Regions from separate parts of the Homo sapiens genome. Here region 1 is linked to region 2. Evidence: read pairs that join two places in POLR2A ChIA-PET (ENCODE). Cell type or tissue: endothelial cell of umbilical vein. All regions are shown on one strand. Each heading gives the region's core, and the rest is flanking DNA. Links, peaks and the distances in the headings are about the cores only.

Region 1 (2,915 bases), core at 120-2,619, 79 kb after region 2:
CACTACTTGTTCCCTTTCATGCCCAGTACTTTTAGAACTTCTGTTTCCTCTGCCTGAAATGCCCTTCCTCTTTTCTGATTGTCAAGTGCACCCTACCATTATTCAGGATTCAGTTCAAGTGTTACCTCCTTTGTAGTCTCATTATACTTTGTATATAACTCTGTTTAAACAACTAATAATAATAATAATAATACCTAGCATCCCCCATATGCCTCTTTATACACACAGACACAATCATGAATCCTCACAACCACTCTTCAAGGAAGATATTATCCTCTTTATAGACAGACTAATTCAGAGATATAAAGAGGCTAACCTAGTTGCATAGCTAATAAGTTAATGTGCCTGCTTTTCAAACCCAGTTCTGTCTAACTCCAAAGTCACTGTAATTGTTTTTTCTACATGATATCCTCAGGGACAGAAATCTCTTGTGCTTTCTCTTGTGTTTCCCCCAGACCTACATTGTGCCTGGTGAATAAGTAGGCACTCCATAAATATTTCTTTGCTGAAAAAATTTCTAGTGTACATCATGCTAGATTCTACTTCCATGTTTTTATTTGAGAATTTTCCCACCTGAAGTGCACAAATGCACTGCCTCCTCTCTATTTAAATTCTACCCATCCTTTGGAATGCCTCCTCTGTACAGCCTCCTTAGCTATGGCAATATACACTTCTCTCTCTCTCTCTCTCTCTCTCTCTTCAGTTGCAACTCTCTCTCTTTTTTTTTAAATTTTAGACAGGGTGTTACTATGTTGCCTGGGCTGGACTTGAACTCCTGGGCTCAAGCATCCTCCTGCCTCAGCCTCCTGAGTAGCTGGCACTACAGGCATGGGCCCACCGTGCCTGGCTTACAACCCACACCGTTCTTTCTCCTGTGTCAGAATAATGCCAGCCTACACACTTTAGCCCTGGATTACATTCTTCCCTATGTTGGACTTGTATTGCTTTATTCATGGTTAGCTTTTCAGATCAAGGACAAGGTCTTCACTTTGGAATGCTCCAGAGCACCTAGCAGAGGCCTAATCACATAGCTCATTGATTGGAAGACTTTTCATCCAGAGCCAAATAGCCTTCAGTAACATTAGAAAGTTACATTTCAGTTCTACACACTTCTAAGAGCGGCAGTCTAACTCTTACCCTGTGATTAAGAATCTTCCCTCTTTGAACAAAAAAACAGTAATTTTTTTTTTTTTTTTTGAGACAGTGTCTTGTTCTCTCATCCAGGCTGGAGTACAGTGGCATGATCATAGCTCACTGTAATCTTGAACTCCTGGGCTCAAGCGAATCTCCTGCCTCAGCCTCCTGAGGCTACAGGCAAGTGCCACCATGCCTAGCTAATTTTTGTATTTTTTTTTTTTTTTTAGATACAGGGTCTTGTTATGTTGCCCAGGCTAGAAAAAAAACAGTAATTTTTTTTTTTTTTTTTTTGAGACGGAGTTTTGCTCTTGTTGCCCAGGCTGGAGTGTAATGTCGCGATCTTGGCTCACTGCAACCTCCGCCTCCCAGGTTTAAGTGATTCTCCTGCCTCAGCCTCCTGAGTAGCTGGGATTACAGGCATGTGCTACCACGCCTGGCTAATTTTTTGTATTTTTAGTAGAGACGGGGTTTCTCCATGTTGGTCAGGCTGGTCTCGAACTCCCGACCTCTGGTGATCCGCCTGCCTCGGCCTCCAAAAGTGCTGGTATTTCAGGTGTGAGCTACTGCACCCAGCCAATGAAACAGTGATTTTTAATAAGGAGGCACAATAAATCCAGTACTAACACAGGATAAGGATTGAAAACTGAGATGAAAACCAACTAGATCAAGAGTCCATCATCACAACTCCAAGTTCTACTTTCAGTCCTAGAATTAATTCCCAGGTTCTATTCTGTGAACCCCAGATTCTAACCTGATTCTACCAGTGTTAGTCCATATTTGACTATCATTCTGTTGAAATTGGTCTAGTAAGCTATAGACTCAACTTTACAAATCCAGTAATTTATGTTTGGAACTCCAGGTTATATTCTGTGAATCCCATATCCTCCTATTGGGCAATCAGATTCTGCTATTAAAGCCCAAGACACTGCTTTTAGAACTACAGCTTCTATTTTGGCAACTCCAGATTCTATTCCCTAACCCCCAGATTCTAATATTCTAGTAACACAGTTTCTACTATCAAGGCCTAAGATTCTAACATTAGAACTCCTGGTCTGTTCTTGGAATCACATATCCCACTTTTGGAACATCACATTGTATTCTCTGAACCCATTCTCTGATCCTATTATCGGAGTTCACATTCTTCTACTGAAACTTAAGATTCCATTATTGGAAACTCAATTTCCAATCCTGGAACTTGATCTACTTTAATAATTCTAGATTCTACTATTTCTGTGTCTTAGTCTACCCAGAAGATTCTACTATTAAAACTCAAGGTTCTACTCTTAGAAACTAAAATTCTACTATAAGAACTTAGGCTTTACTCTCAGAAACACAGATTCCATTATTGGAATTAGACCTGAAGGTTCAGAGTTGAGACAAAAGTTTTGGTAGTAGAATCTTGGACTTCAATTGTTGGGATTAAATTGAAATTCTTCATTGGGAACTCTAATTTTATTTTAATTAATTAATTAATTAATTTGAGACAGAGTTTCACTCTTGTTGCCCAGGCTGGAGTACAACGGCAAGATCTTGGCTCACTGCAGCCTCCACCTCCTGGGTTCTAGCGATTCTCTTGCCTCAGCCTCCTGGGTAGCTGGGATATTACAGGTGCGTGCCACCACACCTGACTAATTTTTGTATTTTTAGTGGAGACGGAGTTTCACCATGTTGGCCAGGCTGGTCTCGAACGCCTGACCTCCGGTGATCTGCCTGTCTCGGCCTCCCAAAGTGCTAGGATTACAGGCATAAGCCACCGTGCCTGGCCATGGGAACCCTAA
Region 2 (2,915 bases), core at 298-2,797:
CTAAAATGTTACATGAAGTTACACAGGGAACATTAAGTGAAAGAGATTCCAGTAGACTATTTTAAAAGATTTTATTAGAGGAAATAATCTAGTAGATAACTTTCTTACTTCCACAAAAACAAAGTTTCTCAAGGATACAAACCAATGGATTTATCTGTGAACTCGGTCCCAGAATAGAAACTAGCAAAAAGTCAGTACAGTACTCAAAAAATACTTTTGTGGTATGAAAAAAGGGCAGGTGCAGATGTAGAACTGTACCATCTTCAGTTTCTGTTCACAATTGTTTTAAAACAATTCTCATCTATCCAGTCTGCTCTCCCACGCCTCAGATGAGGGAAGCCAATGGTCAATGCTCTGTGATAGCCCAAGTAGGATCCAATCTAGGTAATCCCTGTCCACCTTAGCTCTGTCCTCTGAGGGATTTGCCAGGTTGCACCACAATAGTTCTCCATTCTCTTTAGTCTGAACTTATGCTGTAAACCCAAGGCCTGGCACAGGGGTATGCAGGAAAGTTTGAGTGAATCAGTCACAACAGCTCTAGTACAGTACTGCATCGATATGCTCTGGAGACCTGCAGCCTATTTTTCCCAGAGAAATAAAGTGGAGTGGAGATCAGAAGCCATGGCTTCCCCCCTACCTCCTCTGGTCAGTGCAGGCTCTGGCTCAAATACTGAAGAAACATGTTGGCCAGTTGCGGCAAGTTCTCATTGTTGGGATGCATTTTAGTGTACGAAATAAACTGGCGACGAAGGCGACTCAGTTCTGCCATGGTCAAGGGCCGGGTAAACCGCAAGTGCTCTGTGGTACCAGGAAGCGTGAGCAAGTCCCCGGGGACAGCGCTCTTCTGCGCTTCCATCAATCCGGCCAGTACTTGACTCGTGACCTGGTCCAACTGGTGCAGAAAGCTGCCGGAGGCGAGGGGCTGGGACTGCGTAGACTGATGGGGTGGTGGGGCCCGGTTCTCAAACAGGGCAGAGCGGATCCCCGCCAGGGGCAACGGCTCCTCTAGGCCCACCAAAGTGAATAAAGGCCGGTCCCAGCGATTCCGAGAATCGGGAGCCTCAAAGCGCAGCGTTAGGGCCTCCAGGAGTTCGGGAGAGTAAAAGGCACCGGACCCATGCTTTGCAGATTTCTCTGAATCCGGAGTCACAAGAGCTGGAGACTCCGCAGCCCCGGATTCTTCTCGCTCCAGTTCCTTGGGTACGTCGGCCTGGGCACTTCCATTTACTACAGAGTCCGCAGTATGCAGTTCCCTGAGGACGCTGCTGCCCGCCGCCTGGGCTCTCCCGTCCTCCTCAGCGCGTGGCCGCCAACTCACACTGACGTTCCGGCCAGGGTTCTCGTTCGCGCCCGCCACCTGAGGTCCCGCGATCGGGCCGCCGGGCCGTACGCAGTAGACCAGGCAGAGCGGGGTGCGCGCCGCCCGTGCCAGGCAGTAGAGCTCGTAACGGAAACCTTTGATGTAGTTAAGCGAGTCCAGGATGACCACGTCGTGGCGACTCAGGCGCCGTTCCACGGAGGCTCGCAGAGCTCCACGCAATGCCTTCTCACGGGCAGAATCGCCGTACACCGCTGGGTCCTCTGCGCCCAGGACAGCTGCGTCGTCCACCACGTACACCGCGCGGCCCTCGGCAGCCAGCGCCACGCGCAACTCTTCAGCACGCCGGCTCTTGCCGCTGTACGGCAGCCCGCAAAACACCACGAGCGGCATCCTCTCAGGGAGCGACCATTGGCAACCGCGCTGCGCCAACTTCCGGGTTGTACGCGTCTCCGACGTAAGCCGGAAGTGCAAACTGCTCTTCCTGTCTCCCTTGACTTTTACAGACCCTCTTGTTTCTATGGAAACAGGAGTTCTACGCCAGCTAGGCCCAGGTTCAGCTTTCTCAGAAAGGAGATACAGAGACTATAATGGCATCAGTTATTTATGCCAAATGTTATAGGCCTCAGGAGAATGTGATCTTCCTGCAGCGAAAGACTGCCCGTCCATTTTATTAATAAGGCCTAAGGGGCATTAAATATTGTAAGCAATCAGCACTATATTTAGCATATAGAAGGCAATTAATAAATGCTGGTTCTCCTTCATTCCTCCTCTTAAACCTACTGGCTCTCAGTAAATGTTTATTCAATTACCATTTCAATCATTCAACATCTCCAAGGTTGGGAATTCAGAGATGAACATAAAACGCTTTCCCCACAAAAGATAAAAGGTCTGAATGGGAAGGATCAGGCGCCTACAATCAGAGTAATAAATACTATAATGGATAGATGCAGGTGAGGTTATAAAAGAACAGAAGGGAAAAACAAACTACCCAGAGAAATCACTGAAGACTTTATGTAGAAATAGTCATTTGACTTAGAACTTGAAAGACAAATAGGAATTTTTCTCCTTAGTAGGGTTGCCAGATAAAATACAGGATGCCCAGTTACATTTGAATTTCAGATAAACACCAAAAACATTTTTAAGCTTAAGTGTGTCCCAAATATTGCATAGACATATTTAAAATTATTTGGTGCTTATCTAAACTTCAAATTTAACTGGGCATCTTTAATTTATTATTATTATTTATTTTTTCTTTTTTAGAGATGAGGTTGTATGTTGCTAAGGCTGGTCTCAAACTCCTGGGCTCAAGTAATTGTGCCACCTCTGCCTCCCAAAGTACTGGGAATACAGGTGTGTGAGCCAAGGTGCCTGGCCTGCATCCTTTATTTTATTTTATTATTATTATTTTTTGAGATGGAGCCTCGCTCTGTCACCCAGCCTGGACCACAGTGGTATGATCTCAGCTCCCTGCAACCTCCACCTCCTGAGTTCAAGCGATTCTCCTGTCTCAGCCTCCCAAGTAGCTGGGACTATGGGTGTGCGCCACCATATCTGGCTAATTTTTGTATTTTTAGTAGAGACGGGGTTTCACTAT

Evidence for each region. ChIA-PET counts read pairs that join two places held together with the same protein. Peaks named below come from ENCODE experiments on the same cell type or tissue, not always from the same donor. Only the 100,000 strongest peaks of a DNase experiment are listed, where the experiment ranks them.
Region 1: POLR2A ChIA-PET joins it to region 2 with 7 read pairs; 2 of 35 experiments call an interaction of 5 or more read pairs at or near these places.

Annotation. Positions count from the first base shown.
Region 1 is chr1:52,111,678-52,114,592 of GRCh38, forward strand. No RefSeq gene overlaps it. Among named protein-coding and RNA genes, the nearest start is that of ZFYVE9, 29 kb to the right of the region's middle. In endothelial cell of umbilical vein, for the core only: no CTCF peak of the experiment used is centred there; no DNase peak of the experiment used is centred there.
Region 2 is chr1:52,032,051-52,034,965 of GRCh38, forward strand. All of the region lies in intron 2 of TXNDC12 (thioredoxin domain containing 12), which reads right to left. It overlaps KTI12 (KTI12 chromatin associated homolog), which reads right to left and starts at 1,760. Exons shown (of 1, transcript NM_138417.3): 1 at 53-1,760. The coding sequence starts at 1,711. The coding sequence ends at 647. RefSeq lists an enhancer at 1,467-1,766. In endothelial cell of umbilical vein, for the core only: no CTCF peak of the experiment used is centred there; DNase peaks (open chromatin) are centred at 791 and 1,731; H3K4me3 peaks cover 1,640 bases; H3K27ac peaks cover 1,719 bases.